Linked DNA regions of Homo sapiens: region 2 is linked to region 1. A link is a contact called in ENCODE Hi-C data. All regions are on one chromosome and are shown on one strand. Each heading gives the region's core, a stretch centred on a gene start or an enhancer-like site at or near the end of the contact. The rest is flanking DNA. Distances are from core to core; before and after follow the strand shown. Region 1 overlaps INCR1 (interferon stimulated noncoding RNA 1). Region 2 has its middle 38 kb from the start of MIR101-2.

Evidence for each region. Hi-C counts contacts between places; a loop is a spot of excess contacts on that map. Pooled maps may share reads with other maps.
Region 2: a map of GM12878 shows a loop between it and region 1 (6-fold over the local background). The contact joins two enhancer-like sites. A Hi-C loop is called at or near these places in 1 of 168 maps with a recorded cell type or tissue (GM12878), 2 of 37 single-sample maps with no recorded cell type and 2 of 50 pooled maps.

What each region holds. Positions count from the first base shown.
Region 1 is chr9:5,592,846-5,597,213 of GRCh38, forward strand. All of the region lies in intron 1 of INCR1 (interferon stimulated noncoding RNA 1), which reads right to left. Among named protein-coding and RNA genes, the nearest start is that of RIC1, 34 kb to the right of the region's middle. RefSeq lists an enhancer at 1,307-1,426. Within about 2 kb of position 1,251, at least 3 of the 41 ENCODE cell types and tissues checked have a DNase peak (open chromatin) inside an H3K27ac peak, as active enhancers do.
Region 2 is chr9:4,885,793-4,890,160 of GRCh38, forward strand. No RefSeq gene overlaps it. Among named protein-coding and RNA genes, the nearest start is that of MIR101-2, 38 kb to the left of the region's middle. Within about 2 kb of position 1,964, at least 2 of the 41 ENCODE cell types and tissues checked have a DNase peak (open chromatin) inside an H3K27ac peak, as active enhancers do.

The sequences.
Region 1 (4,368 bases), core at 1-2,500:
ATTCTAACAGTTGCCTGGTGATATGGTTTGGATGTTTGTCCCCTCCAAATCTCGTTGAGATGTAATCCCCCGTGTTTGAGGTGGGGCCTGGGTGGGAGGTGTTTGGATCATAGGAGTAGAACCCTCATGAATGTCTTAGTGCCATCCTCTCGGTGGTGAGTTCTTACTCTGAGTTCTTGCTCACCCATAAAAATCCCTAAACTATGTACGAGGCTTGGAGAACTTCTGGGTTGGTGAACACATTCACATGCCAGGAGGGTGATGCACCCCAACTCTAAGGGGAGTGGCGGCCCTTCCGGACCTTGCTCTGTGTACTTGTTCATCTGGTTGTTCATCTGTATCCTTTACAATAAACCAGTAAATGTTAAGTTAAAGCATCTGAGTTCTATGAGCCATTATAGCAAATTATTGAATGTAAGGAAGGGGTCTTGGGAATGCCCAACTTGTAGCCAAGTTTGACAGAAGCGTGAGTAACCTGGGACTCACCATTTGTGACTGACATCTGAAGTGGGAGAAGTCTTGTGGAACAGAGCCCTTAACCTGTGGGGTCTGATGCTGATCCCAGGTAGACAGGGTCAGAAGTGAGTGAATTGAATTGAAGGACATCCAGCTGGTGTCTGGAGAGCTGGAGAACTGGTTGTTGGTGTGGAAAAACAAAATACGTTTGGTATCAGCAGTATTGTGGGTAGAGTGATACAGTTTTTGTTTTAGGCTGAATTTGGAAACCCAAATGGATAGGCAATCTTGATACAATCTTTTCAATGGGGCTGATTTGATTGCTTTTCTTTTTTTCTTTTTTTGAGACAAGGTCTCACTATATTGCCCAGGCTGGCCTCGAACTCCTGGACTCAAGCAATCCTTCTGCCTCAGCCTTCCAAAGTGCTGGGACTATAGGCATGAGCCACAGTGCCCAGCCCTGATCTGCTTTTCAAGAATTCCTCAGTTGTTGCCATGTAACTGTCTCTCTGACAAGACTGTAAGCTTCCAGGAGTTGGGATCAAGACTTAGCCACTTGCACCTCTCTGGGACTGTGGGATGCTGTGTGAAATGTAGTAGGTACTGGATTTGCAGGGAGTTTTCAGCTGTCAAGGGCCTTGGTAAAATAAGGAAGTGCAAGGGGCCAATAATTCTTGGCTAAAATATCCAGAATTTCACTCTGGGACTGTAAAAGAGATTCCTCTGAGAAACTTGCTAATATCTTGCAAAACCTCAATCCAGGTTTTGTCTTCTTACATCACCTTGTTCTCATTTAGGTCAGTTTCTGAAGATGCAACTGTGGTTTTGCAGTAAGGGGAACTGAGAATCTTGAATACTGCATGTTATCACGTGACTTCAGGATGAAATATCATTCAAAACAAAACATAAATTAAACGTATTCACACAGAGAGAAAAAGCAAAGCCTAAATTAAATACATTCACACATAGAGAAAACAGAGTATGGTAAGATATCCAAATTTCCAAATTTCCATTTTTCTCTTTGAAGAATTTAATCCTAGATCTCCATAGCCTCAGGTCCAGTATAGCAAACAGCTGGGAAGCTGTTTGACAGCACTTTGGGCCTAGTATCTTGGATCTTTTCATCTAAGAGATTGTCTACTTATCTAGGACCAGACTTGCTCAGAGTGATGTGGAATCATTTTCGAAAAGAATAGAGATAAGGTCTTTCTGACACATCATGAAATTTAACACTGATGACCACCCAAGGACCTATGCTAGAGTCAAGATTTGGGGCCAGGCATGGTGACTCACGCTTGTAATCCCAGAACTTTGGGAGGCCGAGGCAGGAGGATCACTTGAGCCCAAGGGTTCAAGACTACCCTGGACAACACAAACCCTCATCTCTGAAAAGATAAAAATTAGCCGGCATGGTGGTCACACCTATAGTCCCTGCTACTCAGGAGGCTGAGGCGGGAAGATTGCTTGAGCCTGGGTGGTTGAGGCTGCAGTGAGCCATGATCACACTACTATACTCCAGCCTGGGGAACAGAGTGAAACCCTGTGTTGGGGGGACAAAAAAACTGAATTGGGTAATTGCAAAATTTTTCTTTTTAAGGCAATAAAAAAATACTGACTTCATGTATTTATTCCCTGGGTTATTTCTGGAAGGCAGTCAAGCTAGTTAATTTATTTTCCTTTTTAAAGAAAATAAGCCAAAATAAACCAAAAGAAAAAGAAAAAGAATATAAGCCAAATAGCAAACATTAATTTTTTTCAGATTTCAATTGTTTAAAATGCATGTTCATTTTTGAAAAATTTAGAAAGCATAAAAGAGTTCAAAAAAGAAGGATCCCTCCAAATGTCACCAACTAGGCACAATCTTACAGATAATCTTGCTATAGTTTTTCAAATCTTAGAGAAAATCAACACATGAAAAACTGTGTTCATATATTCACCAGGTGAACCAAATGCAAGCTATACTCTTATACTCTGTGGACCAGGGGAACAAGACAAGTAAAAAAATCCAGAAATCTTACATGTCAAAATAAAAATTAAGGATATATGTAAAAATTGGTAATTACTTTAAATGAATGAGAGTTCACACTTCATAATCTCACATGACTAGATTTTTAAAAATAGATTGAAAAGTTTTGATGCACTTGTTTGATGTTTCTACATCTTGGAGGAAAGCTGAAAGCACTTGATACTGGTGGTGTATAGACACACACCTACTCCAATCCACCTGGAGAAGTTAGAGAAACCCCAGAACATGATTTATCAAGTAATTCAGTATCATTTTTTTGAAAAAGTTTGGCTGGAAAATTTCTTACTTACAATACCAGTTATAAGACATTTCTTCTGGCTGTCCACAACATTTTCCTTCTTACATAGCTCCTCTTTCTTAACCTCTTTACCTGGTTCTCAGAAGAAATCTGCAGTGATCTAACTAACTCTGATAACCACATAACGGGCAGATGAATTTATTACCATATGGTATGGAACTGCTTTAAAGCTGAGTTCTGAAGTTTGATTTAAATATCTAAGTTTGAGTCAATATGTGTGCCTTGGCATGTAAAAATAACAGCAACAACAACAAACACTTTTTGTAAAGTTCTTACCATGTGTCAGGCACTATTCTATGTGCTTTATAAATACTAACTTATTTAATCTTTATAACATAATCCTCCTATGAGCTAGATACCATTATTGTCCCCAGTTTACATATAAGGCACAGAGAGTAATTTGCCCGAAGTCACAGAGCTTGTAAGTAGCAAAGCCAGGCTAAGAGCACAGCAGTCTGTCTCCAGAGTCCATACCTCTAATACACATGACTGTCTCATCCAGCAATCTATTTCTCCAGTTGAAAAATTACATTGATTCCTCCTACTCACCCTCCTCCCTCAAAATACCTACTTCTGTAATTAAATGCCACATCAATAAAGCATATTCTCTAACAACCCCCTTAGGTCCATGGAAGAAGCTGGCTATTTGCCAATGAAGCCTTGTTCACTCCCCATCTGGAAAGGCCTGGTGGCAAGTAAGATTCATGTTACTCAAGGGAGGAAGGGGAGTTTTCCTGTTCATTTAGCATAAAGAGTCTCTTAAGTCAAAAAATTTCCTTCCTCCTCTTTCCAGTGTCACCAGTCACACGTGAGAAAGTCATCTCGGTATCAACTTCACATGATCTGCCTCAAACAAAGACAGTTCATGTGCTCTTGATATAGCATTTCTTGCTTCAACTTCACTGCTAACTGCATGTTTCATCTACAGGGAGAGTTTACAGAAATTAGCATGAATTATATAAACTCTGATACTTGGTGATGTAGATAGATCTCATCAGCTTTCATTTTCTTTGCTGGGAGTGTAATCAACATGATTAAAGCAAAGAAAGAAACTCTCAAGTCATTGTATTAACTATTCTGTTCTCTGGATGAGACAACATAAAACCTTGGGATAGTAGAGCTGGAACAGAAATCCAACATCATCCCCCACATTTCACAGATAAGGAAACAGAGTCCCAGAGGGAATTTGTGATGTACATGATAACACAACTAATTTGTGACTTTAAAAAAACTCCTTTTTGGTTTATTTTTAAGAAAAAGAATAGAAATTAACTAACCATATAGAAATAGCTTATGGAATAAGGTTCATGTGGAGCCACCATTTTTTATTGTCTTACACAGAGGTAACTGCAATTATTACACCCCACCACACTCACCCAGTGGCAGGCCAACTAGGGCCCTAGGGCTTACACAGCCCCATGAAAAGGGAGGAGGGCCTGGTCTTTGGTCCCTCAGGTCATTGGGCTGGTCCTTTGGAATTTGGTAGGCCCTACTGCCCTTGGCAGACTGCAGAGATGCTCCCACAAAGTTCTCTCTTTTGACCACAGGTCCTCCACAAGGAATTCTTGCCACTGCTTTGGGGGCCAGA
Region 2 (4,368 bases), core at 714-3,213, 710 kb before region 1:
TGCCTGTGGTCCCAGCTCCTCAGGAGGCTGAGGCAGGAGGATCGCTTGAGATCGAGGCTGCAGTGAGCCGTGATCGCGCCACTGCACTCCAGTCTGGGTGACAGCGAGACCCTATCTCAAAAAAGAAAAAAAAAAGAAAGAGCCAATTTAAGTATCCAGCGCACACAGGGCAAGCCCAAATCTGTATGTTTTCTATAATCTGTTTTTTAAATGGGGGTATAATTTTCATATAAACATGCACAGATTTTAAGCATACAGTTTGACAAGTTTTGCAAATGCTCACGTAAATATATCCCAGTCAAGATACAGAACATTTCCATCATGCTAGCAAGTTCCTTCCTGCCTCTTTCTGGTTAGTCTCTCCTGTCTCCTGCTCAGAGGCGATGTTCTGATTCTACCAATTTGTTTTGTCTGATGATCACGAGTCAGTATTGCCTCTTCTAGGACTTTAAATAAATAAAACCATACAATATATCACCTTTTGTGTCTGACTCCTTTTGCTCAAACTACTAAGTCAGCCATGCTATTACATGTATCAATAGTTCAGTCCTTAGCCGGGCATGGTGGTGCACACCTGTGGTCCCAGCTACTTGGGAGGCTGAGGCAGGAGTATCACTTGAACCCAGGAGGCGGAGGCTGCAGTGAGCTGAGATGGGGCCACTGCACTCCAGCCTGGGTGATAGAGTGAGACTTGGTCTCATGAAAAAAAAAAAAATCAGTCCTTTTTTTAATGCTGAGTTGTATTCCATTGTATGAATATATCATATCCTCTCACCAGTTGATGAATGTTCATATCATTTCCAGTTTGGAGCTATTATAAAAATAACTGCTTAAGTCTGTATTTTTTAAACAAACATCCAGCTAATTCTGATGCAGGTGGACCACATGTTGAGAAACACTGCTCTAACACAGAGAATTGAAGCTTATTGCCCAAAGCCACATAACCAAGAAGGCTTTGACGCCAGAGCGTGGATTCAAGAGCCCATGCTTTTCCTACTTGGACAGTAGATGTCAGAAGGAGGGCCTTGAAGATAAGACATATGTTTCAGTTGTCAATTGAAGCATAACAAAATAACCAAACTTTGGTTTCAACATCAATGATTTCTTAAGATTCTGTCGTCCTGGCCGGGTGATTCTGTGGCAGGCCAGGTCTCACTAACAACTCTTTCAGTACTGACTGAGTGGTTAAGTTAAATATTAAAAGCCAGTGCCCTTATACGAAGGCTGGGATGTAACAAAAGCCCAGCAAGAGTTTTGCCTAGGCCTTTTCTGGGCCTTAAGGCGTGACAAAATAACAAAGGAATTCTTAACAGGACCCGTTTGGGATTAAACAAGTTTTATTGTGGGTCTGAAGAAACTCCCCAGATCTCCACAAACAAGTTTACTGGAGGCCTGAAGGAACTCCCCAAACCTCCATGATTTAGCAGGAGACAAGATAAGGGTAATCACCCCAGCACCTGGACCCATTTAGATTAAGTAAATGTACTGAGGCTCCAGAGGAAGGTTTTCAGGACTCAGATCATAGTTGTAGATTAAAAGAAGTTAATCACTTATGTCTTTAGATGAATGCGCACTTACACATAGACATATAGTTTAGAAGGTATATAAGCTCTGGAAAACTTTGTAATTTTGAGTTGGTCTGGAAATAATTTCCAGGCCTTCTCTCTGTAACTGGTTACAGAAGTAAAAGCTCTCTTCTTCCCCAGTTCATCTGCATCTCATTATTGGGCCATGAGAAATAGCAGCCCAACCCTCAGATTGGTCCAGGAACTGTTCTTTTTTTAGTCTTACCTGGGCTGTCTCATGTCACTACGTTCAGCAGCCAGGTCCACTGGATGCTGGGTGAAGCTGGGATGGCCGGGGCAGCAGGACCTTTCTTTCCATGATCTTTCATTCTTAAGGAGTCTAGACCAGCCTTCCCTTCATGGCAGTGGCAGTATTCCAAGAAAAAGCTGCAAAGCACAAGTGCTTTTCAAGCCTCCACTTGTGTCACGTTTGCTAACGCCTCCCTGCCAAAACAAGGCACATGGCCAAGCTCAGCTTCAATGTGGGAAGCAACTATCCTAGGGAATGGCATGATTCATTTGGTGCAGGATTCATTTGGAGCCATTAATGTAACAATCTACCATTGCTAGTAAGTTTATGTTTCAGAGGCAATAGGTAACTGGAGAGGGCAGAGCTAGGGAGAGCCAGGGAATTAAGAGGATTAGAGAAAATTTTGGTGGAGCCAGAAAAGGTCAAAAGGGTCTATGTTACCCCTAGTCATCTTTGAAGGAAGGACGTGTTCCCTCTAGTCATCTTTGTGGCCCCCACAGCACTACAGGGGTTTTACATATGGTAGGACCTCAGGAAGTCTTTGCGAAGTTGAATCAAAGTATCAATGATAAGTTGGGGGAGTTTAGGACCTAGAGGAAGGATGGCTAAATGATAACACACTGAAAGGAGCAAGACCCCTTAAAGCGTAGAAGGGTAAGTGCTAACAGAAGAAAAAATTAAAACTGAAATGAAGAGAGACAGATGGGATATAAAATGTAAACAAATGTTTGCTTCACAATTAAACTACGTGCCCACTCTTTCACCAATGTTTGTTTGCTAGATGCTATGCAAGGGACTAGAGCTGTGTTTCTCAAAATGTAGGTCATTAGAACAATGTGGAATACTTAGGTAGAGGGTTAGAAATGGCTGGTGGAGGTGTCCAGTGGATGGGCCTGAGACAGTGCCCCTGGCTCCATTGTCTTCTTATAACCTGTAGAGAGATCCTAGAAGTCATTGCCTGCCCCAGTCAGAGGCAACAGATATGGTCAGTGCTCTAATCATCTCATCTTGCCCTTAGCACTTCAGTGCAGGACAGAATATCGGACTGCCAACCCCTGAATGTTCTCCCTAGGGGCTTTCTCTGGCTACTCCTGCTATAGAGGGAGCAGTCCTCAATCAAAGACTGACAGGAGTTGGTGGAGATTTTAAAACCAAGCCAATTATCCATTATAAATCTGGAAGCAAAGAGTGTTCATTATCCTGCTTAGTCAAATACCAGTTCTGCTGAAAAATGCAAAAGGCTAGAGTCTTGCTCATTAAGGACCAAGTCTTTCCTTGTATTTCTGTAGCTGCCTGATAGATGGGCTCCTGACTTCAATCTTGTTTCCCTTCAACCTATTTTCTGCACTTCTGAGTGACCTTAGAAATGCAAATACATTCATTAAGCTTTGAGGATGGAGATGTTTCATATTCTCCATTGGATCTTCAGTACCTGGTAAGCACTCAGTAAATATTTATTGACTGGGTATTATAGGAGACTCCCAACTCATGAACATGTTATATCCTAACATTTCTCGTCTAAGGAGGTGATTTTGAATTTAGAATACATTTGACCATCACAATGATAGGTGGTTTTTAGCTTGACAGGCTAGCTTACAAAAACCAAGTTCAAGCCAGGTACGGTGCCTCACACCTGTAATCCCAGCACTTTGGGAGGCCGAGGTGGGAGGATCACCTGAGATTGGGAGTTCAAGACCAGCCTGGTCAACATAGTGAGACCCTGTCTCTACTAAAAATACAAAAATTAGCTGGGCATGGTAACGCATGCCTATAATCCCAGCTACTACTCGGAGGCTGAGGTGGGAGAATCGCTTGAACTTGGGTGGCGGAGGTTGCATTGAGCCGAGATCACGCCACAGCACTCCAGCCTGTGCAACAGAGAGAGACTCCGTCTCAAAAAACAAAAAAGTTCACCCATGATGCAGCCTAATCCAATCCCAGCTTTCTTGGTAGTCATGAGCAGGAGACCATAACGGGAGGGAGGGATGAAGAAGAAAAGGAAAAACAAAGCCTTTGGGAATTGGATCATTTGTTAACATCTTTCTGTTTTACACTTCTGTTTTTGCACCTCTACGTGCTCTATGAGTACCTTCTCTGCTCCTCTTCCCTACCATGCCTCATCTCCCACTGGAGCAAGCCTCCAACCCCACTCCAGGGTCCTCTTACCTTTCCCCTCTGCCAATCACAACTCCTATTCCCTGACTACAAATAATTTCAAGGATTAAGAGGAAGGTGGTCTGATTGAGCAACTTTACTCTCCACATGGATGTCTAACGGCTATTTAATCTTCCTAGAGATGCTTCCAGTTTTCCAAATTAGTTTAGATTACATGAATCTCTAATTAGTGGAATTTACTGTAACAAGATAAAATGGAAAAAAAGGTGATGAGAGATATTTTGGGGCAAGTACTCTCACTGATTCTGACTTTTTTTCAGATTCTCCCCCTAGGATTAATAATCTAGATTATTCTGGATTTTTATAACTTTTTGGGTCTTTTAAAGATCCCTCCCTGCTTCTTTTTTTCCCACAACTACCGCCATAAGCCTGGTTGAG